3 separate regions of the Homo sapiens genome follow, and regions 1 and 2 are each linked to region 3. A link is an interaction called in ENCODE POLR2A ChIA-PET data of the cell type or tissue named here. Cell type or tissue: GM12878. All regions are shown on one strand. Links, peaks and the distances in the headings refer to the core of each region. The heading gives the core; the rest is flanking DNA. Region 1 overlaps LCOR (ligand dependent nuclear receptor corepressor). Region 2 holds the start of LOC112268065 (a long non-coding RNA gene). Region 3 overlaps PIK3AP1 (phosphoinositide-3-kinase adaptor protein 1).

Evidence for each region. ChIA-PET counts read pairs that join two places held together with the same protein. Peaks named below come from ENCODE experiments on the same cell type or tissue, not always from the same donor. Only the 100,000 strongest peaks of a DNase experiment are listed, where the experiment ranks them.
Region 1: POLR2A ChIA-PET joins it to region 3 with 9 read pairs; 1 of 35 experiments calls an interaction of 5 or more read pairs at or near these places.
Region 2: POLR2A ChIA-PET joins it to region 3 with 6 read pairs; 4 of 35 experiments call an interaction of 5 or more read pairs at or near these places.

What each region holds. Positions count from the first base shown.
Region 1 is chr10:96,900,683-96,911,310 of GRCh38, reverse strand. LCOR (ligand dependent nuclear receptor corepressor) reads right to left here. Exons shown (of 8, transcript NM_001346516.2): 3 at 3,981-4,046; 4 at 3,564-3,643. Among named protein-coding and RNA genes, the nearest start is that of LCOR, 74 kb to the right of the region's middle. In GM12878, for the core only: no CTCF peak of the experiment used is centred there; a DNase peak (open chromatin) is centred at 4,280; H3K4me3 peaks cover 283 bases; H3K27ac peaks cover 745 bases.
Region 2 is chr10:97,190,989-97,201,616 of GRCh38, reverse strand. The region is part of intron 11 of ARHGAP19-SLIT1 (ARHGAP19-SLIT1 readthrough (NMD candidate)); the gene reads left to right. It overlaps LOC112268065 (a long non-coding RNA gene), which reads right to left and starts at 5,717. Exons shown (of 3, transcript XR_002957098.2): 1 at 5,534-5,717; 2 at 2,172-2,357. RefSeq lists an enhancer at 4,865-5,104 and a silencer at 5,235-5,284. In GM12878, for the core only: a CTCF peak has its summit at 4,875; a DNase peak (open chromatin) is centred at 4,840; H3K4me3 peaks cover 1,135 bases; H3K27me3 peaks cover 212 bases.
Region 3 is chr10:96,704,847-96,715,474 of GRCh38, reverse strand. It overlaps PIK3AP1 (phosphoinositide-3-kinase adaptor protein 1), which reads left to right. Exons shown (of 17, transcript NM_152309.3): 2 at 5,492-5,908. Among named protein-coding and RNA genes, the nearest start is that of PIK3AP1, 10 kb to the left of the region's middle. In GM12878, for the core only: no CTCF peak of the experiment used is centred there; no DNase peak of the experiment used is centred there; H3K4me3 peaks cover 1,077 bases; H3K27ac peaks cover 3,189 bases.

The sequences.
Region 1 (10,628 bases), core at 1,718-9,717, 200 kb before region 3:
GCCTGGCCAACACGGTAAAACCCTGTCTCTACTAAAAATACAAAACTTAGCTGGGCGTGTTGGTGCACGCCTGTAGTTCCAGCTACTCAGGAGGCTAAGGCATGAGAATCGCTTGAACCCAGGAGGTAGAGGCTGCAGTGAGCCAAGATGACACCACTGCACCCCAGCCTGGGCAACAGAGCAAGACCCTGTCTCAAAAAAAAAAAAAAAAAAAAAAGGGAACATGTAAAAATAACTGGCACATAGTAGATGCTCAGAACATGTTAGTTGCCTTTCCCTTACAATTACATTCTCTAACTTCTGCGCGATCCTGAAGTGCAGTTCAAAAATTTTTACTAATCTCTAGGTGAATCCCTGTTCTACTTCCCAAAGAGGCTACTTCGTATTTTTCACCTACGTGTTTTTAAAGGTAAATATAAATAATGTATTTGCTTTATCCATTCTACAGAGTTAGTATTTACTGAAAATCCAACTAGCTAAAAGTATGCATAGCTGCTGCTTCCCAAATATCAGGTCAATATTTCTAAGTGCTTTTCCAAATACTACCTAGATTATCTCACCATGCCAATCTCAAACTCAAGATCCAGTACCATGCTCTATGCTGCCACCTATTGGCTATTACCATATTCTCCAGATAGTTCTTTCTATTTTAGAATCTTAAGCCAGCCTTAAAATGCAAGCCTCAGTCCAACGGATATAATACATTTCCAAAAAACAAAACAAAAAAAATACTTAATTTCCAGACTCTAGTCCTTCTCGGACAAGATGCTCCAAGTGACTGCAAAGAGTTCCAATATAAACACTTTAAGTCTAACACAACTAAAGAAATACTGTAAATCTGACAATTCACATGATATAGGCTTTCTCTTTTACTATTTTCCATTACAGATGTATGACTGTCTCCGAAAATAATAAATGCCAAAGACAGGATATAGTATCTAACGGAGAAAAATAGCTTTCCCAGAACCAGCTGAGCTGTCAAATGGAAAAATTATTTCTATTTAGAAAACCAACTAAAAACTGTAGAACTACAAACAGTAAAACAGTTGTTTTAAGTGCTTCACCATTTCATGACTTTCTCTATCTGTATTTTCTTCTAAAAATATTCACACAAGCTGGGTATGGTGGCATGTACCTGTAGTCCTAGCTACTTGGAAGGTTGAAGAAGCAGGATCACTTAAGTCCAGCCTGGGCAACACAGTGATACCCTGTCTCTTAAAAAAAATTCATACAATATTTTACCCTCATACAGCAAAGGAAAACTCTCAATCATATTACAAGAATATACTATATACAACTACCAAGCATAGAATGGCTCTCTTCCTCATCCTAACCTGAAAAAAAAATTAGTAACTGTTTCTTCTTTTTATTTTTCAAAAATTCCTATTAAATGGCTTGCTCAATAAAGAGCCACCAGAGACACACACACACACACAGAGTTTAAAATTATGAACTTCAATTTCACTGGAAGTTTAACTCAAAACAATGTTGCTTTCTTTTCTAGTCTCTCTTTTTGGAGCCAGATTAAATTTTAAAACACGTTCTTCCTCAATTCAACAAAAACAGACCATTCCAAATAGAGCAACAACTTTTTCATGTAGAAAACAAGAAAAAGAAGCCATACAAGAAGAACATGAAAAAGCACTTATGTTGGCTACACGTTGGCTTTCAAATTTTAAAGCAACTTGCCAACACAGATAAATAGTGATACAATGGTTATATGCAGGGGTACAAGGAAGCATACAGCATGGTCTGTCTAGTTTTTAGCAGTTGACAATGTAGTAAGGAACAAAAGATTCAAATATGAAAAAGGATGAACAAAATAAGGCAGAATATTAACTGACAAGTAATTGGCACAGATAATATTGACAACAGTGTGAAAGGCTGAAACAGCAATAGAAGCAGAGGAACGATGGGGCTTAAGAGTAAAAACAAAGGAATTTCTAGCTATAGAGAAATAGCTTAGTTGAAAGAAAACTGTATAGAAGACAAGTGGGATATCATTAGAAAGAAAAGTGGTTAAAATGTGGAGGGTACTGAGGCACTGTTAGGCTAATGAATCCAGAAGACAATGAGAAAGTCATCAAAGGCTAAGTATAAGGTAACATTTCTACACCATTTGAGGGGTGAGGGTTGGGAGGAGTTTAACCTTGTAGGAATATTTAAGAGACTGAAGAAGACTAAGAGAGAACTATAGTAATGATTGTGGAAATGAAAAAAAATGAAATTCGTTGTGAGGGAAAAACTGATAAAATCTGGTCAATGATTTAAGTTAAGAGTGTATAGGACAGAAGAAGGCCGGGCGCGGTGGCTCACGCCTGTAATCCTAGCACTTTGGGAGGCCGAGGCGGGCGGATCACAAGGTCAGGAGATCGAGACCATCCTGGCTAACACAGTGAAACCCCGTCTCTACTAAAAATACAAAAAATTAGCCGGGCGAGGTGGCGGGCGCCTGTAGTCCCAGCTACTCGTGAGGCTGAGGCAGGAGAATGGCGTAAACCCGGAGGGGGGAGCCTGCAGTGAGCAGAGATCGCGCCACTGCACTCCAGCCTGGATGACAGAGTGAGACTCCATCTCAAAAAAAAAAGAGTGTATACGGCAGAAGAAAGCATTTTCAAGGCTTTAAAACAGGGAATGGATGTACCATGAAAAAAAAAAGTAGTAAACCACTATTAATAAATGTTTCCAACAAGTGAAATGTTTTCTAACAAAATTCTGTTTATGTTTAAAACAAAGCAATAAAACAACAAATACACAAAGGTTCACCCAGTTTATACAATTAAAAATAATAGCATTCATGCCCAGATATTATGAAGAAGTGTCTTAAAGTAGAAACCATAGTATATCATCATCTACATGAATTAGTAACTGCTTGATCCAGATCTACATTACTGTTCTTTTTGTACTAAAAATAACTCCCATTACTTGAATTACCACACATTTCATTTTTTAAATAAACACAACAGTTTGAGACAATTAATTATTCTGCCTAGTGAACTATATAAATAAAACAATGCATGGGCTGGGCGCGGTGGCTCATGCCTGTAATTCCAGCTCTTTGGGAGGCTGAGGCAGGAGATCACTTGAGGTTAGGAGTTCAAGACCAGCCTGCCCAATATGATAAAACCCTATCTCTACTACAAATACAAAAATTAGCTGGTGTGGTGGCAGGTGCCTGTAATCCCAGCTGCTCGGGACTGAGGCAGGAGAATCGCTTGAACCCAGGAGGCGGCGGCTGCAGTGAGCAGAGATCGTGCCATTTCACTCCAGCCTGGGCATCACAGAGAGACTCCGTCTCAAAATAAAAAAAAAACAAAAAAGCAAAAAAACAAAATAACAACAATAAATGCATGGTAGGATATAGGTTTCTTAATAGGCTAATCAACAGGATGGAAATAACTTAAATTGCAAAACCCAGGATTACTATCAAACTCTTTCATAACTAAGTATGAAACCATACCTTCCTTTTCCTACAAATCCTCCAACAAAGTAACACAATGTTTTAAAAGATGAAAACTTTAAAATACTACACTAAATAAAAGTTTCACAGGCTTCTTAGTTACCTTTACTTTATCTCTTCTCAAGCAACAGAATAAACAGTTTTCATCAAAAGTCCAATCAGAAATGCTTTCAGGTTCACAGTCTGCAAAAATAGTAACAAATTAATAGTCATAAAAGAGAATTTTTAGGAAAATAAATTAGAATTAATTTCAAAAATATTGTTTAACAAAAAACTAAGTAGTTAGGCCATATTTGTCTTAAAAATTTTAACTCTTAAATTCTTAAGTCTTAACTGCTCACTAGTTAATACATTATTCATACATATATTAACAATATCAACTAAACACAAAAAGATGCTTACATGAATATAGCTTTAACCCACATGAAACCGTGAATAAAAAGGAGACTGAGGCTTAAAACACCAACGTATCATGTATGGCACCAGGAAGAATTTGAAATACCAAAAATATTTTGAATACCTTTAAATAAACTGAGATCTTTTAATAATGCAGGTCCAAACAGCCCTTCAAGAATACTTTCAAACCCTGAAAGGATAAAAACAAAATCCATTACCACAATAATATTCATTCTAGTATTGAATAATCTTTGCATAAAAAAAAAAAGATGGTGTTTTCTTCCAGTTCTCAAGGATCCTGGATTACTACTGAAGGGATGCTTAGAAAAAGAGTGTCAATGACAAATCTAAAAGGAGCATTTGCATTTCTGTCAATGATTAACATTCAACACAAATTCTGAGCACATTCAAGAACAAGACCAATGAAGGAATGGAAATTCACAGGTTTTCTCACCATTTTACAAAATCCCAAACACCTCTTTGTACAAACTCTCAGGCTCCATTTTAAAAGGTACTTTTCTCAATGAATGAGTCAAAAACTGCTTCAAAATTTCCACAACTTTCTAAAATAATCTAAATAGCATTTTTCAAAATACCAGTTGAGACAACAGATTTTGAGTTAAGTTTATGAAATATTTACTGAGAAAAACTACATCACACAAACACAAGGTGCAAGACTTTTGTAAAGAAGGTACAAGACTTTTAAAAGACTTTTGTAAGTATTTAACATTGCCACAATAACTATGTACTGGTTCCTTTATAAACGTAAACCCCACTGATTGTACATACAAAAAAAAGAGAAAAAAATCAAATATACTTGTACACAAATGTTTAAATTATTATGTCCTTCTACCAGTGTGAAAAAAGTAGAAAATGAAAAAATCAAAAACTTTTTTTCTGGCTTATTATCTCAAATACTGATGGATCTACTGAATAATTTAAAAATATCTTTGCCATCTTGCAATTTCTTATGGGTCAAGAGAGTAAGGAGGAAAACAAGAGCAGGAATCAGACTGTATCTTTATACAACATACCAGAAATAACAGATTAAAGCAGTGGTTCCCAAAATGTTTGCCATGGACCTCACCGGGAACTCAAATGGTTATTACAAACAAGGAGTCTATGAATCCATATGCACTCTCAGTGCGGCCTCGAAATTAACGTCTTGTGCATTCAGTATACATACTACTTTTCAAAGGCATAGGATTACTGCAATAAAGTAAATATAAAAAGTGTTACTGAATTCCTAGTAGCTAGGGGCACTGTGTATTTTGCCACATAATCTGTCACCTAGGGGTTTGCGATTTAATTGTTAAAAAGCACTCCCATGCTTAAAAGATAAGGTACCCCTTAATTTAAAATACTATATCCTGCCGGACACATAAGGCCCCCTCACATGTATCAATTTTTGACCACAAATACAACCACAGAAAAGGATTTAGAAGGTAAGGGGGTAGAAATGATGGCCTCTGAAAATGGCATTTTGTTTATCTGGCTATAAGAAGAAGAAGATGGTAATGTAAGGGATTTCTTTGCCTTGGTATTAAGCCATAATTTTCAGTAATCTCTAGTTTGTGTTATTTACACTGTAATTAGAGAGCTGGTTTTTCTATACTATATGATATATCCTAGATTCCAGATTTTTTATTTATTGTTAGGGAGCAATTGTTTTTCAACTCTCTTTAATTCCCATCAAGATTATTCCAAGGACATTAACAAAATCAAACTACCCACTCAAACAAATGGGAGGTATCTATGTCTATTATTTACCTACTAAAATTAAAATATATTCCACTAAATTGCTATGGTCCCCTCTCTTCCACACTAGGGAGGAAAAAGGGTTGGGGTAGGGCTGTGGGGGTGGGGAGGTAGTGATAAGAGAAGAGAAGAAAATGCTAGATACTGCCTATTTTGGCCCTGGAGATCAGATATTTTCAGAACGATCTGACTTAAAAAAATAAATAAATCCCACAGCCTATCTCCAATTCTTAAAGCCCCCCTACCTGCCCTCCCAAAAGAAAATCTGATTTCACAAATAATAAAGTATTTCAACACCTTGCAAGCATCAAATACACAACGCAAATAGCTAAAGGAAATTATTAAGTAGGTCTTATCCTGAAGAGCAAATCTAATATTCTTTCACCTGGGTTTATATAAAATTGTAACAAATTCCAAATTTTCGGGCTGAGCGTAAATTCTTGAAAAGGAAAAAAGTAAATATAGCAAGAAATAATGCCAGGAAAGAAAAATGCAAATGAAAGCTTTGGGAGATAAAAATTTTAAAGAAGAACAGAATCTGACATAAGAAAATTGGGCAGAAGATCAATAATACTAACAAAAATTTGAGTCACAGATGAAAAAGCAATGACAAAGAACAAAAGCAAACAAAAAAAATCTGGTTATAAACACAAAGATTTAATCACAACTAATTTTGCTCAAAATAGCAACTGTAAACAAGTCACTCCTCTTTTGCTCATATCTGCAACAATACATTAAACCTAACAAATATTATTGATTAGATACTGTAAAGTCGTATTTTGCTACCCTCTGTTCACTGGATGTTAATGCCACTCAGTTTTATTAATACTAAATATTGAATTTAGCAGTTGCATAGCAACAGGGAATGTCTGACGTGCTATGCTTGACATTAATGAAAGGCAAATAAGCGAAGAACAAATATATTCAAAATGTATACCATGATATCACAGAAAAGCCAGAAAGATCAATAACAAAATGCCATGGAAAACTAAATACTGAAAAAGACAGCCATGCCGTTATGTTCAATCACTAAGGCTTAAAAACTACCTTTACATATCACATATAAAGAAAAATTATTTATTTTATCGAAGTTGACTACTTTTGAAAGAATTCCTATCCAACATCACAACTAGTCTCAAGGTTGAGCTCTAGTTTCTTCTTCACTGCAACCTGCACCATGTCTTCAGGCTATTCCTAAAACACTGCTTCAATGATGCCACCACCTCTTCAAAGTTCACACTGGTTAAAGAACAAACCCCAAATTCCAAATTCGGCAATCAAAACTGCTTATAATTTGACCCTACCTACTGTTAGCTGGCTTACTTACCAGACCTTTCCTGCTCATTCCTACAGCTCTGGTCAGGATGGTCTTCTGTTGTGTTCAGTGATCATTCCTACCTCCTAACATTTTCTGAAGCCTCTGCATCTCACCTTTGCTAAAATATAGTATCTCTCTCCTTCAAGATAACTCTTCACATTGTTCAACAAATACATATTAATTTATTCGACATACACTAACTGAGAGTCTATCATCTGCCAGGGACTGTTCAACAGGCAGTGTTGAGCTGCCATGTTACCTGCCCTCATGAATCTTCAGTTTCCAGTTCTCTCATCCTCAGAATTCTCAAGACTGTTGCTTGATTTTAAATAAAAGTCAGTTGCCTAATGTCTTCTCTGCTTTCTGCCATTTACAAAACACTGTCTTTTCAAGTATTTTGTAAAATAAAATTTGTCACAGGCTATCTAAACACTATGTTCTCATTTTTCTTTTATTCATTTATGTCTTATCTCCTCAAGGAGAATTAATGCTCCAGGAAGGCTAGAAAGCAATGTTTCTCTTATAGGAACAATGTTTCTCTCACAGAAAGGCTTCACATGCCTGATTAGCTTCCGATTTAATCACACAGCTCTCGAAAACAGAAGATAGAAGACTAAAATCTCCCACAAATTTCCCCCTTCAATCTAAATCACAATCCATTTCCAACGAAAAGGGGGAAAACAGGTTATAAAAAGTAACAGAATAGGAATATATCAAATACAAAGCTAACTAAGGTCAGCAATATAGCCTGTTCTTTTGGAAAAAAATTAACAGAATGAAAAAACGGTTCCTGGGTCTTGGGAACCTCTCCTCTGAGATAACCAGTACAGAGACTAGTAGTTTCAGAGAGGTGCTGAAGGAAATGCAGGAATATATCAGAAAATGAGCAATTTTTACATCAAGGCCCCTGGATCTTGTATGCAAGCTTGTACTGAGCTTGGTGCTCAGTCTTCAATAAAGTACAATCACATGCCACACAACGATGTTTTAGTCAAGGATGGACTGCATATACCACGGTAGTCCCATAAAATTATAACGGAGCTGAAAAATTCCTACTGCTTGGTGATTACAGCCATTGTAATGTTGGACTGCAATTACTTTATTCCTAAGTAAATTTAGTGTAGCCTAAGTGTACAGTATTTATAAGTCTACAGTAGCGTACAGCAACATTCTAGGCCTTCTTGTTCCCTTACCACTTACTCACTGACTCACTCAGAGCAACTTCCAGTCCTGCACTCTCCATTTATGGTAAGTGCCCTATCCACGTGTGACAATTTTTACTGTACCTTTTCTATGTTTAGATACACAAATACTTACCACTGTGTGACAATGATATTGTGTGACAATGGTGGTATTTCCTACAGTATTCAGTACAGTAATGTGCTGTACAGATTTGCAGGCTAGCAGCAACAGGCTATACCAAATAGCCTAGGTATGTAGTAGGCTATATTATCTAGGTTTGTGTAAGTATACTTTACGATGTTTGAAAAATGATGAAACTGCCTAAGGATGCACTTCTCATAATGCAACCCCATTGTTAAGCAACACATGACTGTATTATATTTTACAAAGTATCAGTTCAAAGGTGCTTGCTGGCAATAATAATCAATTAGTGTCCTAATAAACAAAGAGGGGAATGATATTATCTGGAGTTGTTTGCTTAAAAGTCAGGATGTGTGACTTGATGCCACCACCACACTGAGCCTTCATACGAAGTCAGTCACAAAGTGAAAGTATTGGGTTGGTGCAATAGTAATTGTGGTAATAATTTTAGAACACTAGATTATACAATCTTTTATATTCTATCCCAGGTAATTAAGGTAATCAATTCTTTTTAATTGACATTCCAACTATCTCAGCATGTTATTAAATCAAAGATCAAATGAACTTCTATAGATAATGAGCAATGACCATTCAGGCTTCTCTTCCCCTTACTATCCCTGGTGATTCCTTTCATTATTAGAGAACTACATTCATTAATAATTCTTCCTCTCCTCCTGAGCACATTCTCCCAGATGATGCACTATGATGAACCCTATTTGTTGGCTCACTTACCACTCTCAGAATTACCCAGCACAAGAACTGATGACAAAACCTAGCCAGATATACCAAAGAGAAGTAACACTTTAATCACGACTAATGGCCCAAAATGAAACAGAATTAATGAAGACAAAACAGCAGCACTTGAAGACAAATTATAAATAGTATTTTTATTGAGGCCAGGGAGAAATAGTATTTTTTTTTTTTAAGAGCAAAGAGCTCTGAATAAAATAGCAGAGAACAAATGCTTGGGGGGAGGAGAAAAACTACTAAAATTACCAAATAGAATTAAGTAGAGAAATACACAACAAAGTAGTGATTTAGAAAATTAACTTAAGAAATGTCCTACTATCAGTATGGACAACATGGTAAAACTCCGTCTCTATAAAAAAGTACAAAAAATTAGCCCAGGGTGGTGGCACACACCTGTAGTCCCAACTACCCGGGAGGCTGACGTGGTAAGATCACTTGAACCCAGGAGGTGTAAGGTGCAGTGAGCCGAGATTGCGCCACCGCACTCCAGCCAGGGCAACAGAGCGAGACCATTGAAAGAAGGTGGACCGATGGACAGATGGAGGAACGGATGGAAGGAAGGAAGGAAGAAATGGCCTAATATTGTATAGTGAAGTGTCAAAGACACATACATAATGAGAAAAAGATTAGAGATGAGGTGGCCAGACGTGCAGTATCTGTAAAATAGGATTTTTAGAGCAAGAAAAGGCAAAGAATGAACGTTTTAAAAATTTAGAAGGAAACAAAAACTTCCTAATGTTGATTACTGACTTGAGTCTTCTTATCTAATGGGCTCCATGAAATACTGGGGCAGCACTAGGGGGTTGGAGGGGAAGCTACACATGTAGACTCTCCTGGTAAAATATCTGAATTTCAACAATAAAAATTTACAAGCTCCAAATATGGAAAATATTTCACTTAATTTTACTTAAAATAAGAGGAAAGAGATTTAGACTACCAGTCATTTCACTGGTAAATGTAAATGCTAAACATGTATGGAGAGCTGGGAATGGTATGTGGTGACACACACCTGCAGTCCCAGTTACTTGGGAAGCTTAAGTGGAAGGACTGCTTGAGTCCAGGGGTTTGACCTGGGCAACATGAGGAGACCCCATCTCTTTTTATTTTATTATTTTTTTTTTGAGACGGAGTCTCTGTCGCCCAGGCTGGAGTGCAGTGGCGTGATCTTGGCTCACTGCAAGCTCCGCCTCCCGGGTTCATGCCATTCTGCTGCCTCAGCCTCCCGAGTAGCTGCGACTATAGGCGCCCGCCACCACGCCTGACTAATTTTTTGTATTTTTAGTGGAGGCGGGGTTTCACTGTGTTAGCCACGATGGTCTCGATCTCCTGAACTCGTGATCCGCCCGCCTTGGCCTCCCAAAGTGCTGGGATTACAGGTGTGAGCCACTGCGCCCGGCCGACCCCATCTCTTAAAACAGAAAAAAGAAAAAAAAAAAAAAGCCTACGAAGCAGTGTTTACAAAATTCTAGAGGAAAAATGAAGACAATGTGTTGCTTATGAATATTGATAAAAGACATTTATAGATATTCTCTGATTTGGGAAGTAGAACAGCCATTCACTCTGGGGGGTAAGGGTTACTCAAAGTAGTTCCATTAAGAAAAATATGATTGGGAATAATGATCT
Region 2 (10,628 bases), core at 1,644-9,643, 490 kb before region 3:
AGATATGAATCAAATAATTCTAAAAGTAAATTTAAATTGTGACTACGGTAATCCACTTTTGGCCTCCCAAAATGCTGGGATTACAGGCGTGAGCCACTGTGCCCGGCCAAGTATTTTTAAAGTATATACATTGCCTTTTAAAACACAATAGTAATTGCATGCTTAAGAGACTACAGTGTAGGGTAAACATAACTTTTATATGCACTGAGAAACCAACAAATTCATGTGACTCGCTTCATTGCAATATTCTCTTTATTGTGGTTGTCTGGAACTGAACCTACAATATCTCTGGAATATGTCTGTATTTCCAGTAAATTGGTAAATCTAGAGGCTTGATCAAATTCAGGTTTTGATTTTTTGACAACTATAGGTGATGGTGTGTTCCTTCCTCAAGAGGAGCACATAATGTATTATTTGTGTGTGTGTGTATGTGTAAAGGGAGTGACGTTCACAGCTGCTGATACACAATGCCTAGATTCATTCATTAATTGGTGGGTACAAAATGGTATCACTCTAATTTGATCATTCCTTTTTCATTAATTAGCTGCAACATCTTTCTTAGCAGTCAGCCAGTAGAGAGAAGCTAAACTATAACCAGTGCAATACCGCTTTTTTGTATCTTATTGTATTTATTTTTTGAGACAAGGGCTTCCTCTGTTGCCCAGGCTGGCATGCAGTGGCATGATCATAGCTCACTGCAGCCTCGAAGCAGGCAGATCACTTGAGCCTAGGAGTTTGAGACGAGCCTGGGCAACATGGCAAAACCCCAAATCTCCCTCAACATACAAAAATTAGCCAGGCGTGGTGACATGCACCGGTAGTCACAGCTACTCAGGAAGCTGAGGTGAGAGGATCACTTGTGCCCAGGAAGTCAAGGCTACAGTGAGCTGTGCTTGTGCCACTGCACTCCAGCCTGGGTGACACAGCAAGACCCCGTCTCAAAAAAAGTAAAATAAATAATAAAAAATAAAGTGGTGAAAGTTGTTACTTTCAGGAGAGGGAAATGGGGACGAGGAACTGCCATTTTCATAAAAAATCTTGCAGAACAAGTTGTCCATTTATGTCCATGGATAACTTTGATGAAAAATAAAAACTAAAATGAAAGGATAAGGCACAGAAGGAGCACGGGCTTTGTATGACACAGACCTGCGTTTGAGTCTGGAATCCCTTACTTCGTTAGCAGGGTGTTTATGAGTCACACGACCTCTTTGAACCTTGGTTTTCTTACTTTATTTTACTTTTTTTTGAGACAGAGTTTTGCTCTTGTCGCCCAGGCTGGAGTGCAATGGCATGATCTCGGCTCACTGCAACCTCCATCTCCCGGGTTCAAGCGAGTCTCCTGCCTCAGCCTCCCGAGTAGCTGGGGATTACTGGCACGCACCACTATGGCTGGCTAATTTTTGTATTTTTAGTAGAGATGGAGCTTCGCCACGTTGCCCAGGCTGGTCTCGAACTTCTGACCTCAAATGATTTGCCTGCCTCAGCCTCCCAAGTTGCTGGGATTACAGGCGTGAGCCACCTCGCCCAGCATATTTTATTTTTTTGAAACAGAGTCTGGCTCTGTTGCCCAGGCTGGAGTGCAGTGGCGCGATCCTGGCTCACTGCAACCTCCGCCTCCCAGGTTCAAATGATTCTCATGTCTCAGCCTCCTGAGTAGCTGGGATTACAGATGTGCCAACATGCCCAGCTAATTTTTGTATTTTTAGTAGAGGTGGGTTTCACCATGTTGGCTAGGCTAGTCTCGAACTCCTGACCTCAAGTGAACAACCCGCCTCGGCCTCCCAAAGTGCTGGGATTACAGGTGTGAGCCACTGCGCTCGGCCAGTTTTCTTATTTTAAAATGAGGCAGGGGTTTGGGGTGGAGAGGCTAATTCCCACCCTATCCAGATCTCATGATGGCGTGATAGTGAAGCGGAAGATTTTGTACGCTGTGCAGGATGAACCCCACAGGAAGCGTTATCCTCCCCGATAAGACACAGTGCCTTGGTGACTGTTGAGGGGCAGGCTGTGCTTCAGGTGCCAGAGAACCTCGGGCAAATCAAGAGGTGCCAGTCCCTGCAGTCCAGCCTCAACTTCTCTCCTCTTCCCTCTCCTCAGTCAAGAAAAACCAGTTAGTTCCACTTGGTAGAAAATGTGCCCAAACTTGAGCCTTTCCTGGGTCCCATGCTTACCTGTGTGCTGCGTTAATCTGCCAGCCCTCTGTCAAGGGGCTTCCTTCCTGTGGGGTGCCCCTCCCGCTGTCACTCTCCCGCATCCAAATGTGCTCTTCAGAAGCCACTTCCTCCTGGGAACTGAACCCAGACTTTGGGGAAGCTGCCACCAGTCCATAGTGAGAGTCAGGCTTCCTCAGAGTGTGGCTTAACAAATTGAAGATGATAATTAATAATTAAGATGGTAAGATGATTAATTAATTATCTTAATCAACATACTTGTGTATACATGAGGGAAAGCTGAGAGTTTTGCCTCAAAGCACAGCTGGCTGGAGCACTGGATTGAGATGGTTCTGAAGCCGAGCTCAAAGGAAAGGAGTGTGGTGATTAATTAGCGACATCTGCCGCGGGCCGGGGAGGGGAGAATGGTAGCTTGCCCACTATGCACTTGTCATCCTGGCCGAAACGATTTCTTCCTGTTTTCTATTGAGGCATAACCTTCATAAAGTGCACTGATTTTAAGTGTATAACTTGATGTATGTTTACATACTTATGCTTAAACGTGTATATATGTGTATAAATATTTATACACACACGCACACATTACCACCACCTAGATCAAAATACCATTTCCAGAGGCCCAAAATGTCCCCTTGTGCCGGCTTTCAGTTACTGCTGTCTCAAAGGCAACCATTATTTTGACTTCTGTCACTATAAATTAGATTTGCTTGTGTTCTATTTCATATACATTGGATTAAACAATATATATTCTTGTGTCTGGCTTCTTTCACTCAGCATAATGCCTGTGTAATTCATTAATGTTGTTGAGTGGCTTGTTCTTGCTCATTATTCCATTGTATAGCTACGCCACAATTTGTTTATCCATTCCCCTGTTGATGAACATTTGAGCTGCTTCCAGTCTGAGCTATTCTGAATGAGGCTGTCATAAATATTCTTCTACATGTCTTTTGGTGGACCTAACCGCTCATTTCTGTTGTGTGTGTATATATATCTATATCTATACATCTATGTTTATATACACATGTACAAATATATATACGTACAAATATATATGTGTGTGTATACATATATTCAGGAGAAAAAGTGCAGAGTCACAGGGTAGGTAAACGTTTAGCTCGTGAAGTAACTGAGTTTGACTCACCAAGCCTTGAATTGCATCAAACGTGAACGGCTTCCATTGCATGTAAAACAGCGTGCTGGGCTCCAGGTACACACATATCTGTTAAACTGAGACTCTGACTCTGAGATATGATATCAACTTAGAGCAAGTCTTAAAGAAAAGCAAACACCTAATACAACCAGGCAGCTCATTCTCTAACCTTTCCCTATTTTCATATTTTATAGTACTTCATATTTTTTTTTCTTCTTTTTTTAATCCAGGGTCTTTGTTACCCAGGCTGGAGTGCAGTGGCGAGATCTCAGCCCACTGCAGCCTTGACCTCCTGGGCTCAGGTAATTCTCCCACCTCAGCTTCCCGAGTAGCTGGGACCACAGTTGTGTGCCACTATACCCAGCTAATGTTTGCATTTTTTGTAGAGATGGGGTTTCACCATGTTGCCCAGGCTGGTCTAGAACTCCTGGACTCAAGTGATCCACCTGTCTCAGCCTTCCAAGGTGCTGGGATTACTCACATGAGCCACCATGCCCGGCCTCTATATTTTCAATTACTTAATTGAACTTTGGTTTCCTGCAGGCTCTAATAAATCTTGCATTCCCCCCAATTCTTTCTTGACTTTCCAGAGGTTTGTTTAGGCTTGTTTTGCCAGATATCATGTCTTCTTTAGCTTTCTTTGGTTGTCCCAGAGCAGATCTTATCTGTATTGGCTAGGAAAAGAGTTGGGGACACATCCCCAGTCCAGTGATCAGTTCCCTATGCCTGGAAATTTTTTTTCCAATCAAGAAGAAAAAAACTTCTCCAAGAATGACCTCTTTTAACCTCTTTTAAAATGGGCTTTTGCTTTTTGAAATAACAGCTGCAGTATTTATAGTCTGTATTGAATACTTATGTTTGGCCACTAAATACTTCTGGCTGTAGAAGACTCCTGACTTGTAAATTTGCTTTTGATTTTAACAAGGATCACATGTCTTGTTTGAGCAATATAGGGCCTTGTTCATGGTGGATGCACAATAAATATTGAATGAACTTAATGAAAATCATTTAAGAAAACATTACATAGACTGTAACTAGAGGCGATGGAAATTTCCTTCCAGCTCTAAGGTTTTAAGGCGAAGCCCTCAGAGGATATCTTCATCCTCAGCCTTGGGAAGGAGTGGGGAGATGACGAAGGGAGGGAGGGAGTGGCTCTTTTTTTCACTGTAGACAGGAGTGGAGCTGCGTGGGCAGCGGTCGGGCGTCCCTGGGTTGGGTGTATTCATCCAGCCTCCAGCTACTCTGACTCTAAACAATGGTCAGTACTCTTGGATTTCTAAATTCTGTCTGGTCTTAATCTAAACCCAGATTAAGGACCTGGGTTTTCTAGTCCCATTTCCGTTCGTTTGCGTTTCACAAGCATTTATTGAGCACCTACTAGGTTCCAGGGACTGCGCTGGGGACTAGACTGCACACATGAGTTGCACAGAAGCTGACAGATACGTGGGCAGGTAGAACCACAAAGGCTTCATCTCAATATGTAAGCGGGGTGATGGAGGGAAGGCATTCGGCTCTGCCCCCAGCAGTTCTGTGACCTTGGGGCAGCTGCTTCTCCTCTAGGGGCGCTATTTCCTTATCTGTAAGATAGGGGGATTGCAAGGTTTTCTTTCCGAAGTCGCTTCCAGCTGTACTGGGCCGGGGGGCTATGCATCTGTCCCCGCCAAACGACGCTGAGGACAGGGTGGTTGGACAACTGGACAGGCCTCAGAGTGGACAAACCCAGAGCTTCCCTGGGTGCGCCCCTCACAGATGGTGCCTGAAACCTCCCGAAGGGCCTCTGCGCCGCCCCCATTCCCGTTTGTCCGGAGGCGCTGTTTTGATTGATCCAGTAGAGGTGCGCGGTTTCCGTTTGCTTGGCGCCCTTCTTAGCAAACGCACCCACCCCCAAGCGGCGGTACAGATGGCCCCGCCCCGCCCTCGCGCGTCCTCGCGGCCCCCTTGCGCTCCCTCCCCCGGGAGTCCCGTCGTGCAGAGCCGCGCCTCCGCGCCGGGGAGCCAGTGTCCGCGAACCCAGCCGGCACTCCGGGTTCCGCGCCGCTGCCCCGACGCCGCGGGCCGGGGCTGGTGAATGTTTATGGAGGAGGATGAGAGATCCTCCAAGGACCCAAACTGGCTTGGCAGCGGAAGCCCAAAGCAGCCACCAAACGGTCGATTTAAAAAACTCATCCTGCCCTCCCTGGAAACCTCTCCAAGCCTTTCCAGCCTGGCCTACCTCAGCTCCCTGACCCAGCTTCAGTATTGCGACGGTGATTTTAAATCTGCCAGCAGTGTTGACACCGCTGTCTGGCCTTTGCAGGTGCCAGGCCTGGGCGTGAACAGGGGGCTTTGCCACCCACTGGCTGCATAACCGAGCAGCAGTCGACAACTCCTCCAAGGCTCCGGTTTCTCCTCTAAACAGTTAACAGCAACTCCCTTACAGCGTTACCTGCAGATCATTCCTGTGTGACATCATTCCAGATGTGACATCAACAGCAGGCAGTTTTGTCATTGTGCAGTAAAAAGGTTCAGGGTGTGACATCTGGCTTCAGACTGCCTGGGGTAAGATCCCCTGTCCCTGTCAGTGGGGCATGATGAACAAGTTTCTTAACTCCCTGGGCAGCAGTTGCTTAATGCTAGGGATCACTGGCAGCAGGAGACAAAGACCAGTGGAGGACCCGCGTTCTGGACCACATTTTCTCCCTTAGCTGAGCCATCACTTATTATTTTTTATTGTGCTAATTATATACATATGACAAAATTTACCATTTAGCCATTCTAAATGTACAATTAGTGGCATTAATTGCATTCATAGTGTTGTGCGATCATCACCATTTATTTCCAAAATTTTTTCCTCACACCTAACAGAAACTTTGTACGCATTAAACAATAACTTTCCATTCCCATCCCCCTCCAGCCCCTAGCAACCTCTAATCTACTCCTTGTCTACATAAATTTGTCTGTTCTAGATATTTTCATACAAACTGTCGCTTATTTTTTATTTTATTTTTCTGAGACAGAGTCTCTCTCTGTTGCTCAGGCTGGAGTGCAGTGGTACAATCTTGGGTCACTGCCACCTCTGCCCCCCTGGGTTCAAGCAATTCTCTTGCCTCAACCTCCTGAGTAGCTGGGATTACAGGTGCCTGCCACCACACCCTGCTAATTTTTGTATTTTTAGTAGAGATGGGGTTTTGCCATCTTGGCCAGGCTGGTCTTGAACTCCTGACCTCAGGTGATCCGCCTGCCTTGGCCTCCCAAAGTGCTAGGATTACAGGCGTGAGCCACCGCGCCCAGCTCGTCGCTTATTTTTTAAGCACCCTTTGCAGATTAGAGCAGCTCCCTCAGTGCAGGAATATAAAATGTGTTATTTAGTATTTAGTGTGTTCACATAAAATCATTAAATTTCGTATACGAAATTTAGTGGTAATTTTATTCAAACTATAATGGTAATTACATTTTTATTTCTAAAAATTTTTTGTAGCTTATTGTAGAAAATATGGAAAATATAGAAGGGTATAAAATAAGAGACTAAAAATCACTGATAATTCCAATGATTTAACATTTGGATGTATTCTCTTTTAATTAGATTAGATTTACTTTTAAGTTCATTGAATGTTTTTAGGCTAGGAGCTGCTGAATCTAGGTTTTTGCCATTTTGAGAAGGACAACTACATTTGCGATGAGAAGACCACCCACAGTCTGTGAGGGAAAGGAAAGGTCTAAGAATATCTGGGTTTCGTGTCAGTTACACAAGCAGACCCAGAACACACACATTTGCAGAAGGAGCTAAGGAAAAAGAAGAAGAAGGAATCCTCTAAAATTACTTGTACATAATGTTTGTCAAACGGAACTTTCTCTAGACAGACCTGTTGCCTAAGTTATCCCTATAACCAATTTTGGCTTTTTAAAAAAATGAACACACTAACCACATGCCTGTACATGCAGCATAAGGCACTTTCTTTTTTCAGTTTTTAAATTTATTATTATTATTATTATTATTTTTGAGATGGAGTTTCTCTCTTGTTGCCCAGGCTGGAGTGCAATGGTGTGATCTCAGCTCACTGCAACCTCTGCCTCCTCCCAGGTTCAAGTGATTCTTCTGCCTCAGCCTCCCAAGTAGCTGGGATTACAAGCATGCACCACCACGCCAGGCTAATTTTGTATTTTTAGTAGAGACGAGGTTTTACCACGTTGACCAGGCTGGTCTTGAACTCCTGACCTCAGGTGATCCACCTGCCTCGGCCTCCCAAAGTGTTGGGATTACAGGCATGAGCCACTGCACCTGACCAAATTTATTATTATTTATATATTTACTTTTTTGAGACAAGGTCTTGCTCTGTTGCCCAGGCTGGAATGCAGTGGTGCGATCACGGCTCACTGCAGCTTTGACTTCATGGGTTCAAGCCATTCTCCCACCTCAGCTTCCTGAGTAGCTGGGACTACAGGCGCAAGCCACTGTGCCCGGCTAATTTTTGTATTTTTTGTAGAGACAGTGTTTCGCCATGTTGCCCAGGCTGGTCTTGAACTCCTGAGCTCAAGTGATCTGCCTGCCTTTGCCTCCCAAAGTGCTGGGATTACAGGCGTGAGCCACTGCGCTTAGCCCATAAGGCACTCTCCTATGTACTACCCATTCAATCCCCACACTGGCCCCAGGAGGTAGATCTTAAGTAAATGGGTATTTTACATCTCAGCTCTGCCACCTACGTGCTGTGTGACCTTGGGTGAACTCCCAAACGTCGTTGTGCTTCCAGCTCCTTCTAAGTTTCTTGGGAGTATTAAATGATTTAATAGGTAAAGGTCTTGGAAGAGTATGAGCCCCTGGAATTTATAGGTACAATAGAAGTGTTTGTTAGTTGGTAGGATTATTCTTTACAGACAAGGCCCCCAAGATGCAGATGGATTAATGAGCTCCCTGATGCTGCATTTTTGTCATCTTCTTGGACTTTGGAGGACTGAAGGCTGACTCCGATGGAGAAGGGGATGCGGTGGAGAAGGGGATGCGATGGAGGAGGGGATGTGGTGGAGAAGGGGGTGTGATGGGGAAGGGCGTGTGATGGAGAAGGGGGTGTGTTGGAGAAGGGCATGCAATGGAGAAGTGGGTGTGATGGGGAAGGGGGTGTGATGGAGAAGGGGGTGTGATGGAAAAGGGGATGTGATGGAGAAGGGGATGTGATGGAGAAGGGTATATGATAGAGAAGGGTTTGGCTCTATGATGGGCTTCCAAACAGGGTCTCTTCCTTCCTACCTGCCATGGGAGGCAGAAGGGGCTGAGGCAGAAGACAGTTAAAGGAGAGAACATAGATCATATCTCATGCCTCAGCTTAAATCCCCAGATGACTTCCTATTCCCCTTCGATGGGATGGGGGTGCTGACCTAACCCCGCATGAGGAAAGGCTTCTTGAGGAGTTATTGCTTAAGCTGAGACCTGAAGGGTGTAGAGAGCCACACCAGCCGTGGGAAGACCATTCTAGCGTAGGGACTGGCCTGCACCAAGCATTATGTGCTTAATAAACTGCGAGAAGCCTGTGTGGCTGAGGCCCCTTCCTCTCTGGCCAGCTTCAGGGCACTTGTCAGGGTCATGTAATTGTCTGTTTGTTTGACTGTCTTTCCCCAGCACACAGAGCATGTTTTGAGGGCTTGAAGTATTGTCAAAAATTTCTTCCACATTTCTGTTTCTGGCCAAGAAGATATAATGGGACAATTTTACCCCTCCTGGCTTAAACAACTGACAAGCCAGGGAAAAATGGAAACAACTCTTATGAGACACTAAACAACCGGTAGTGTGGGGCAGTGATTTCTGAGAGAGAGGAAACAAATGGGATGAGCCCTGTAACTGCCTGGCTTACAGCGTGGAGAGAGTTTCCAGGCCACAGAGCAAGAGGGGGACCCAGGTGGAACCCAGCATCAGTCTGAATTGAGGAATCAGAGCTGAGAGTCCAGGGAGGCCAAGGTGGCTCAGGTTCCCATGGAAGACGGGAGAGGAAATTGCTGCACAGAGAGAATGAGCAGCTAGAGATCTGCAGATGGTTCTTCCCTGCTGTGCCACCCTCTCCTCCCCTAGTCTTCAGCTGAGAACTGATCAGTGCCTGTGTGTAAACTATCTGAAGGTGGGAAAGTTCCACCCAAAAGGAGCAGGCAGAACAATCCTTGGAGTTCCTGCAGGGTTGGGATTAGCTGGCATTTCCACCAGCCAGAGCAGAAGCCTCCTAATTCACAGGGCACTGGGGAGACCATTCAGAAGGGTAGGGAAATCAGCCCTCGACCACAGGCTAGTCCTGGTCCTGCCCAAGAAAGCTTAAAAGCAAGCCTCAAAAGGATCCAACTGGCTCCAAGTAACTTGACTCTGTTCCAGGACAAAGCTCAAGAGTATTTTTTCAAAATACAAGAATATCCAGCACCCAGCAAGGCAAAATCCACAATGTCTGGCATGAAATCTATAATTACCAGGGTACAAAGTACTGTAGCTCCCCTTTATCCATGTTTTCACTTCCTGTGGTTTCAGTTATCTGTGGTGTAGTACAATAAGATATTTTGAGAGAGAGGGAGCTAGAGAGATGACATTCACATAAGTTTTATTATCGTATATTGTTATAATTATTCTATTTTTCTTATTAGTTATTATTGTTAATCTCTTACTGTGCCTAATGTATAAATTAAACTTTATCAAGGGTATGTAGGTATAGGAAAAACATAATGTAATAGGGTTTGGTACTATCCTTGGTTTAGGCATCCACCTGGGGTCTTAGAATGTATCCCTATGTAGATAAGGGGGGACTACGTAGTAGGAAAATATGATCCATAATGAAGAAGAAAAGTAATCAATCATTTCAAACCCAGAAGTGATACATATAATAGAATTGGTAATGTAGTTATTACAACTATATTCCATATGTACACTAAGGTAGAGGAAAATATAAGCATGTTAAGAAGATACGTGGAAGATTAAAAAAAAAAACCGAAGTAGATTTTCTAGAGATGAAAAGTACAATGTCTGAGATAAAAATTGTACCAGATGGAGCCGGTACGGTGACTCAGGCCTGTAAGCCCAGCTCTTTGGGAGGCTGAGGTGGGCAGATCTCTTGAGATCAGGGGTTCCAGACCAGCCTGGCTAACATGGTGAAACCCGATCTCTACTAAAAATACAAACATTAGCTAGGCACGATGGCACACGCCTGTAGTCCCAGCTACTTGGGAGGCTGAGGCAGGAGAATCGCTTGAACCCGGGAGGCGGAGGTTGCTGTGAGCTGAGATTGTGCCACTGCACTCCAGCCTGGGTGACAGTGAGACTCCATTTCAAAAAAAAAAAAAAAATTACCAGATGGGATTAACAG
Region 3 (10,628 bases), core at 1,571-9,570:
TTTTTGTGACAATTAGTTAACTGATACTGATAAATTATTAATAACTAAAAGTTCAGGCTTTCCTCAGATTTCCTTAGTTTTTATGTAATGTCCTTCTTCTGTTCCAGGAGCCCATCTCAGGTACTACGTTATATTTGGTAGTCATGTCTCCCTAGGCCCTTCAAGGCTGTGATTTTCTCTGATTTTCCTTGTTTTTGATGGCTTTGACAGTCTTGAGGAGTACTGGTCAGTTATTTTGTAGAATAGCCCTCAGTCGGGATTTGTATGATATTTTTTCCCATAATTAGACCAGGGTGCTGGGTTTCAGGGAGGAAGACCACAGAGGTAAAGTGCCAGTCTCGGCCCATGGTATTCAGGGCACACACTCTCAACATGATTTGTGACTGTCAATGCTGACCTTGATCACTGGGTTTCTCTATTGTAAATTTACTCTTTTTTTTTTCTCCCTTTCCACACTGTGCTCTTTGGAAAGAACTCACTTGACACAGCCAAACACTAAGTTCTCTGTATAAGGAGTTACACTCTACCTCCTTGAGGGTGGAGTTATCTATCTACATAAATTATTCAGAATTGTTATGCATGGGAGATTTGTCTTTTTTCCCCAGTGTATTTATTCAATTATTTATTTTGTATCAGTATGGACTCCTGTATATTTCTTTTATGCTTTGGGTTATAATTCAATATTATTTTATTTATTTTGTTGCTCAAATGGTTCCAGCTTTTGCCACTGGGCGCTTTGAGTTGACTCGTGTTCCTTTGACATATGCCTGTCATTGAATTTTTGTTTGAGCATTACTTTCTGGCACTACAAGATGCTCCAGGCTCATATTGAATATTTCCTGCCCCAGGAAGTATTTAATCCTAGACTCATTCCTAGAATCCATCATTTCACTAAGGAATCCTGGATCCTTTTATTGGAGAATGGTATGAGAAACCCATGGCACTAGATGTATTTTATTAACTGTATTTTCTAAACTATATTCTGTATTTCCTTGACTTTTTAAATTGGGTGCAACTTAGAGATTAAGAGCATGGACTTTGGAGTCAGATCCCTGCTCTGGCACTGACTAACAATGTGCACTTGGGCAGCAGCAGCAGTAAATCTTCAACGAGTTTTAATGTCTGTGTCTGTAAAATGGGGCTTTTTGATAACATATACTTTGTGGATTGTTCTGAGGATTAAATGAGAGAATGTACATGAGATGCTTAGCAGAGTGACTAACACATGATCAGTGCTCAGGAAACAGAGCTGAATCACGATTTAAACTTTCCTTGATGACTTGGAGTCTTTTTTTTTTTTGAGACGGAGTTTCGCTGTTATTACCCAGGCTGGAGTGCAATGGCACGATCTCAGCTCACTGCAACCTCCGCCTCCCGGGTTCAAGTGATTCTTCTGTCTCAGCCTCCCGAATAGCTGGAATTACAGACGCATGCCACCATGCCCGGCTAATTTTTGTATTTTTAGTAGAGACAGGGTTTCATCATATTGGTCAGGCTGGTCTCGAACTCCTGACCTTAGGTGATCCGCCTGCCTCGGCCTCCCAAAGTGCTGGGATTACAGGCTTGAGCCACCGCAGCCAGCCCTTGACTTGGAGTCTGTAATGAACAGCAAGTATTATGATGTGCTGTTCACAGAGGAGCAGGATCTGCTGTTAGCTGGTGAGGCAGGATCCAGGGGGAAATGAGTACCCATTCCCTCAGTGGCCCTAGAGTTTATAATTTTAAAAATGTTCACTTACTTTTGGATCACTAAATTCTTCTTATAAAATTGGAGTAATCACTCATGGCCATGTGGTCTTTAGAACAGTGTAAAGCTGTTGCTTTTCTACTAAGTCAATCAGTGCCCCAAAACCCAAGCTGCCTCTCAGTCTCAAGCAATCCTCCTACCTCAGTCTCCTGAGTAGCTGGGACTATAGGAGCACACCACCACGCCTGGCTAATTTTTGCTTTTTTTTTTTTTTTTTTTTTTTTAAGACGGAGTCTCGGTCTGTCTCCCAGGCTGGAGTGCAGTGGCGCAATCTCGGCTCACTGCAAGCTCCGCCTCCCAGGTCCATGCCATTCTCCTGCCTCAGCCTCCTGAGTAGCTGGGACTACAGGTGCCTGCCACAACACCCGGCTAATTTTTTTTTTTTTGTATTTTTAATAGAGACGGGGTTTCACCGTGTTAGCCAGGATGGTTTTGATCTCCTGACCTCGTGATCTGCCTGCCTCGGCCTACCAAAGTGCTGGGATTACAGGTGTGACCCACCGCGCCTGGCCTAATTTTTGCATTGTTTGTAGAGACGGGGTTTCACCATGTTGCCCAAGCTGGTCTGAAACTCCTGAGCTCAAGCAATCCGCCCGCCCTGGCCTCCCAAAGTGATGGGATTAGTAATGAGCCACTGGGCCTGGCCCCAAGCTGCCCTCTTAAGGGTTCTTCTTATGCTTAGGAAATTTTCTTCTTCCCTCTTCTTCACTTTTTTGCCATCACTTGCCAACCCTATTGAAAACACTACTTATGGTTTCTTCATCACTAGTATATGGGACCACAACCATCCCTTCCTGAGATTTTATTCTCCTTCTGCTTATTGCACAAATTGTTGACATGATACGCATATGTATGCAGAGGAAGGTGGTGGCTACCCTTTTTCACTTTTGCATTTTTACAAAATGCTCCAGGCTCCTTGCACAGCATCACTAACATTGCATCCTTAATGTTATAATGAAATGTAAAGTCTTGCACCTGTCCTACCTGATGGCTCGTGCCCATGCACGCACATCTGCAATAACACTTGACACTTAGAAGAACGTTTGCCTCTTAAGATAAACCAGCCACATAGGAAGGAAGGACAGAAAGAAGGTAAATATATTCTGATAATTTAACTCTGCTTCTCAATGTCAGTTGCATAGTTATGTAGCTTTGCCAATGTTATACCTTCTATAGTTTTGAAATGATTTTTCCATTGAGGTATAAAGAAATATTCTACACAGAAAAAAAAAATCCAAGCAGCAAAGATTTTTATTTATTTATTTATTTTTATGGCAGGCTGCAGCACTGGTGCATTAACTTTTTGTCCTTAATCTGTGTAAGCTTTGGAATCAGGGTAGGCATTCCTGAAAAGGACCATTATGTTCACAATTGAGGGAACAGACCGTGATCAGAATTGAGTTCTCTGTAGAACCACAAATGTCCAGGGCATCGTCAGAATTGCGGACTGGTTTTCGCCAGTTCCATACTGTTTGTCTAAGATTGCCTTTTTAAAAGATTTGTACACCTTCCCTTCAAAAATACTCTCAGGCGGATCAACTTGCTCCTGCTAAGAAGTCTACTGTGGGCTTTATATTAGCACTGGATTAGGGCTCCAGAAAACCAGGGGGACTCAAAACAGAATGAAACTGCAAACATTCGTTTTATTTGCTATTTTTAAAAATTTGGTAATATGGCCGGGTGCGGTGGCTCACGCCTGTAATTCCAGCACTTTGGGAGGCTGAGGTGGGTGGATCACGAGGTCAGGAGATCGAGACCATCCTGGCTAACACGGTGAAACCCCGTCTCTACTAAAAATAAAAAAAAAAAATTAGCCGGGCGTGATGGCGGGCGCCTGTAGTCCCAGCTACTTGGGAGGCTGAGACAGGAGAATGGCGTGAACCCGGGAGGCGGAGCTTGCAGTGAACCGAGATCGTGCCACTGCGCTCCAGCCTGGGCGACAGAGCGAGACTCCGTCTAAAAAAAAAAAAAAAAAAAAAAAAAAAAAATTTGGTAATCTCATCCTGGGGGAAATCAGAACTATGTTGGGCTTGCATTGTACATGTTGCTTTTTGGTTTGAATATAGTGGTGGATTGGATGGGGGCAGGCAAGAGGATTCATCCTATGATCTTTTCAGAGCCTCTAGGTCTTGCCTAAGTCCTGCCTCTGTCCTTTTCAACAGGAAGCATCAATGAAATGCGGCCCAGGCCTAGCGTTTAATTGTTTTAGTCTACAACTTAGGTGGTTCCCAACCTTCATAAAATGTGACCAGCTTCCTTCTCTGAGTTCCCTGTTGTGTTGTATGGACACTTTATACTCACCTCTTCCAAACCACACACAGAACAGTTTGTTGAATTCATGGAGAGATGATGACCCAAAACAGTGGTAACAGTTACATTAAGAGCCAAGCTTTTTTGAACTTTGGTAGTTGGAAGCTATGACTTACTACTCGTAAGATTCTTGACATAGTTCCTGATGGGTGGTGCAGGTGAGTTGGGAAGGAGGCTGGACTGGGAACCAGGGAATAACCTGAGTGTCAGTTCTGGCTCTGCCAATAATCTAGAGTATGAAGTTGAGCAAGTCCCTTAACCTTCCTAGATGAAATGTTTCTTTCATCTGTAAATGAGGAGTTTGGGCCAAGTGATCCCTAAAAGCCCTTTTTGACTCTCTTTTTGGCATTTGTGCTTTGTTAGAGGAAGAAAGCCTATGTTATAGGCCAGGTGTGGTGAGGGACACCTTGCAGATTGTATTGTGGAGGTAACAGCATTAATTCACAACTACCATGCACTTTAATATGATACATTATTTATATTCATGTGAGGATGATGACACCAGCTACCAATTCCTGAGGGTTTTCTATATGACAAGCACTGTGCTTAGCAGTTTACATGAAATATCTAATTTAACTCAAATCCTTACTTGGCCACTGTGAATCTTGTGCAAATTACTTAACCTGTCACACCTCAGGTTTCTCATTTTTTTAAAGAATGGGCTAATAATAGTACCTACCTTCTAAAGTTGCTGTGAAGATGTAATGAGTTTAGTAGGCAATGTGCTTGGAAGAGTGCCTGGAACATAGTAACCTCTATATAAGTGTTTGCTGTTGCGATTATTATTATTTATTATTATTGTTATTATTGTTATGATCTCATACTGCTTCAGGTGTGGGGGGAAGGTGCATGCCAGGCAGAAGCAATAGCTCGTGCAAGGATCTAAAACAGTATGGGGTTGGGCCTGGTGGCTCACGCCTGTAATCCCAGCACTTTGGGAGGCAGGGATGGGTGGATCACTTGAGGTCAGAAGTTCAAGACTAGCCTGGCCAACATAGTGAAACCCCATCTCTACTAAAACTACAAAAATTAGCTTGGCGTGATGGCAGGCATCTGTAATCCCAGTTACTTGGGAGGCTGAGGCAGGAGAATCGCTTGAACCCGGGAGGCAGAGGTTGCAGTGAGCTGAGATTGGGCCACTGACTCCAGCCTGGGTGATAGAGCGAGACTCAGTCTCTAAATAAATAAATAAATAAATAAATAATAAAACAGCGTGGTATGTTTGGGCAAAGATAAGGAGTCTGGTATGATTGGAACACAGACTGTAAATGGGGAAAGAAATGCGTGAGTGAGGTGTGCTGGTGTGCTGGAGGCACACCACGAAAGATTGTGGGTGCCAGACCCAGTGTCTGGATGCTCTACCTTTGCAGGCTGTGGGGAGCCACCTAGAAGGGGAGGTGTGCTAACATGCTTCTGTGCCTCATTCTTGTCCAGGGGTGCCCAGAGGATGCGACATCCTCATCGTCTACAGCCCGGATGCCGAGGAATGGTGCCAGTACCTGCAGACCCTGTTCCTGTCCAGTCGGCAGGTCCGCAGCCAGAAGATACTGACTCACAGGCTGGGCCCCGAGGCCTCCTTCTCGGCAGAGGACCTAAGCCTTTTCCTCAGCACCCGCTGTGTCGTGGTGCTGCTGTCCGCGGAGCTGGTGCAGCACTTCCACAAGCCCGCCTTGCTGCCCCTGCTGCAGAGAGCTTTCCATCCTCCGCACCGCGTGGTCAGGCTGCTCTGCGGCGTGCGGGACAGCGAGGAGTTCCTAGACTTCTTTCCAGATTGGGCCCATTGGCAGGAGCTCACCTGTGACGATGAGCCAGAGACCTACGTGGCAGCTGTGAAAAAAGCCATTTCCGAAGGTAAGGATTTCTTCTAAAGATAAGCAAGCCCTAGAAAAGTTGCTAATCCAGGTCCTAGGTGTAAGTTTATATTCCAAAATGAGCGGGGATCTCACTATGTTAAGAGACCTGGTCATATTTATGGGTTTAGAGCAGCCTATTTCTGGGGTGGGATAGGGGCAGGACAGCTCTCCTGGACTATCAGGAGAGGAAGAGGACACTGTCCCTTTTCTTCTGTACTAGGGCAAAGGCCTTCTTTCTAGAATTTTCTGTGCCTTGGAAGACACAGGACAGAGTTCCAGCCTAGAAAGTAGTTGGGGCTGGGAGGCAGAGACTTAGTTTGCTGTTGGTGTGAGGAACAAGACTGCCCACTCTCCTGCTTGCATGTTACTTCCATTTTATCATCACGCGAACTTCACATTTTTGTTAAAAAAGGGTTTTTTTTTTTTTTTTTTTGAGTCGGAGTCTCCCTCTGTCACCCAGGCTGGATCGCAATGGTGCGATCTCAGTGGACTGCAACCTCTGCCTCCAGGTTCAAACGATTCTCCTGCCTTAGCCTCCCGAGTAGCTGGGATTACAGGTGTGTGCCACCATGCTTGGCTAATTTTTTTCTATTTATAGTAGAAACAGGGTTTTATCATGTTGGTCAGGCTGATCTTGAACTCCTGATATCAAATGATCCACCCGCCTCAGCCTCCCAAAGTGCTGGGCCTACAGGCATGAGCCTCCGTGCCCCGCCAAGGCATTGTTTTTTTCGATAACATGTTTATAGAGAAATAGCCCTCTTCTCTATTTCCCACCAGCCTAGCTTCTATATTTTGCCATTTCTCCTTTTAGAGTAGGAAAATTCCGATCCTTTCTGCCGGGGTTAGTGACTTCAGTGGCCCCAGGAAGTGTGACACACACTCTGATTAACAGTAACAGAAGACATGCTCTGGGATGGACACATATCACAGCTTTTCTTCCTCTTTTTGCTTTCTTTTTGCTTTTTTTTTTTTTTTTTTTTTTTTTTTGAGACAGATCCTCGCTCTGACGTCCAGGTTGGAGTGCAGTGGTGTGATCTCAGCTCACTGCAACCTCCACCTCCTGGATTCAAGTGATTCTCCTGCCTCAGCCTCCCGAGTAGCTGGGATTGCAGGTGCCCACCACCACACCTGGCTAATTTTTGTATTTTTAGTAGAGACGGGATTTTACCATGTTGGTCAGGCTGGTCTCAAACTCCTGACCTCAGGTGATCCACCTGCCTCGGCCTCCCAAAGTGCTGGGATTACAGGCGTGAGCCACCACGCCTAGCCTCTTTTTGTTTTCTATTTTTGCCTCACTGTGGGCTATGAATGGGCTATGTGTTTATATTCTGTTCTCTTGCCACATGAGATCTTATATACCTGACGCCAGCAAAGAAGCCTGGAAAATTATGGTCCTGATTTAACTGTGCCTCAGTTATCCCTGGTGTGACTTGGGCATTAATTTGTCTCACCCACCCCTATGCCATCTGATAAATGAAATCAAGAATTTACTAATTTTCAGTGGCCTTAAAAAGGTAATGTAACTTCCTAGGTGCTTTTATCCCAGGAATTGGCTACTCTAAACCAATAAACATGACCACGTCTTTTAACAAAGTAAGATTCCTTCTCATTTTGTAACATAAATCACTAGTGTGAATGTAAAACATGTCTCACCTGAAATGCCGGGACCTGGATTAGTACTTTTTCTAGAGTTTGCTTATCTTTACGTTAGAAAGACAATGATAGAAAAAGCATATAATTCATTTTTGCATGATTGCCTTTCATTACTTTGAAGGAATTGTGATCTGCCCAAACTTACAAAAAACTGAGACACAACTGGTTGTTTCTGTGGATGATCTTATGTCATTGCATCGGTCCATTAGGATCTCGCAGGCCAGCCCCTGGAACCCACCATGGATGTATTGCCACTGACTGGGCATCTCATACTGTACGCTGTAACAGATTGTTCTTTAAAATATTACAGTAGTGTGGCTGGGCGCAGTGGTGCACACCTGTAATCCCAGCACTTTGGGAGGCCGAGGCGGGCGGATCATGAGGTCAGGAGTTAGAGACCAGCCTGGCCAATATGGTGAAACTCCATCTCTACTAAAAAAATACAAAAATTAGCTAGTCGTGATGGTGCGTGCCTGTAATCCCAGCTACTCGGGAGGCTGAGGCAGAAGAATCACTTGAGCCCGGGAGGCGGAGGTTGCAGTGAGCCGAAATTGTGCCACTGCACTCCAGCCTGGGCGACAGAGCAAGACTCCGTCTCAAAACAAACAAACAAACAAAAAACAGTAGTGTTATTTTTTGAAGTAGATAGAAAAAAGGATTATTTTAATATTGTTTGGATGTGTCCAGTGATTCAATACCTGGATAAATTGATCTCTTCTACTATTTCACTTTTTACCAAAGACTGTAGTTCAGTATGCTATGAGCCTTTAGCTTCAAGTGTCTCGGAAAGAATGAACTCATTTACAGGGTGCTCCTGTTCTAAGAGCAGGAACTTCTCATCAGAAAGAGATTACTTTAATGGGAGATTAAAATAAGCTGCTTAGTGGGATATCTTTGCAGTTCAGAATCAATGGATATAGGGACAAATGGAATTGTAAGAAAGAGAAGAGGAGGAAGGAAGCCTTATAGCCTCAATATAACTTTCTTATCTGGTATTAGGTTTGTGAATTTGGGGATTCAAGATCTCTGTCGGTGCTAGGATGACTTGGGTTTGCTTTTTGGGTATTCCATAGCCATGGCCCTTGGTTGGCCTTGACTCTGAGGCCATATTCCTGATTTTTTTTGCTGGACAAGCTTTCTTAACAAACCTGATACTCAGAGTCTGGCAGTGTAGAAAAAAGAGCATTGACCAGGGTTAGGGACACTGCATTACCCGGCTCTGCTGCTAACCAGATGCCTAGTACTGAGCAAGTCATTTTGCCTCTTTGAGTTCCAGTTTCCTTTTCTGTAAGTGGCAGATTTAGACTTGATCTAAGACACTTCCCAAGGCTAAAAATCTGTGATTCACCTAGGCCAGAAAATCTTAAATATTTTTGAAGTATGACCTTCTTGCCACATTTCATACCTGCTTTGACTCCCAGGAAGCTTAGGGCTAGAACAGTATCTAAAGACAGTACTCTCCCTACACTACATTTCTGGGATAATTGTGTCCTTAGGTACATTCCCTATAACTTGTGATAACCCATCTTTTTAAAAAATACTCCTCTTGCATACATGAGGTTTTCCTAAGGTACCTCAAAATAAAAGCAAAAGCTAATATTTTCATATACGTTACTACACCAGCTGCCCAGTCCCATGAGAAATAAGTACATGAAACTTGTTTCTTTGACTTTCTCTGTTAAAAAAAAGAATCCCAATAAGAAATTGGCTGGGCATGGCCGGGAGCGGTGGCTCACGCCTGTAATCCCAGCCCTTTGGGAGGCCGAGGCGGGCGGATCACGAGGTCAGGAGTTTGAGACCATCCTGGCTAACACGGTGAAACCCTGTCTCTACTAAAAATACAAAAAATTAGTCGGGCGAGGTGGCGGGCGCCTGTAGTCCCAGCTACTCGGGAGGCTGAGGCAGGAGAATGGCGTGAACCTGGGAGGCGGAGCTTGCAGTGAGCCGAGATGGCACCACTGCACTCCAGCCTGAGTGACAGATCAAGACTCCATCTCAAAAAAAAAAAAAAAAAAAAAAAAAAACAACTGGCTGGGCATAGTGGCTTATGCCTGTAATCCCAGCACTTTGGGAGGCTGGAGCAGAAGGATTTCTGCTTTGAAGTTTGAGACCTGTCTGGACAACATGGCAAAACCCTGTCTCTACAAAAAATACAAAAATTAGCTGGGCATGGTGGTGTGTACCTGTTGTCCTAGCTACTTGGGAGGCTGAGGTGGGAGGATCACCTGAGCCTTGGAGGTTGAGGCTGCAGTGAGCTGTGACTGAGCCACTGCATTCCAGCCTGGGGATCAACAGAGTGACACCCTGTCTCAAAAAAAAAAAAAAAAAAGAAATGCAATGGAAAATTGATAATGGGGATGAATTAATAGTAGAGACAATAATTGTGGAGTTATTGATTGTAGGGCTATTGAAACTACAGGGAGACAAATTTTAGGAAAAACTTCCTAATTATTAGAGCTGTGTGAAGGTGGAATGGGTTGCCTTTGAAGGTGGTAAGTGCCACATCTCCAGGAGTAAGAGAGTAGATACTGCAGACGTGCTGTAAAGGGATTTAGCTTTGGGGCCAGGGTTGGGCCATGTGACCTTTACAGCCTTTTGATCATAACATTCCCTTACAAGAAGTTCCCCTTTTCACCAGGAACACATTTCTCTTCTGAATTCAATTTTCCTCCTTCACCTGGTATACCTGAGGTTTTTGACTCCCAACTGAAGAAATACTGGTCATGTTCCTACTCAGACCCCAGCAGTAAATAGCATGAAAAATACCTCACTTTATAATTTATGTAACCCTTTAAAATGGTAAAAGTCCCAGAATATTTACATGGCTATATGTCTATTTTTCTTAACTTTGAGATACCTTTTGATAAAAAGGACTATTTAATGAGATATTCACTAAGCCCATTTAAAATTTAGGCTAAATTTTAGACCATGTAAAGTTTAAAGTAAAGCTTAAAGATCAAAGAGAGTGGAGTGGGTAATAGAGTAGAGGAGGTTATTTTATTCTTGAAACTTAGATTACAGGTAGTCAATTATACTTTCTTTTGCTGCTATGCTAGCTAAAC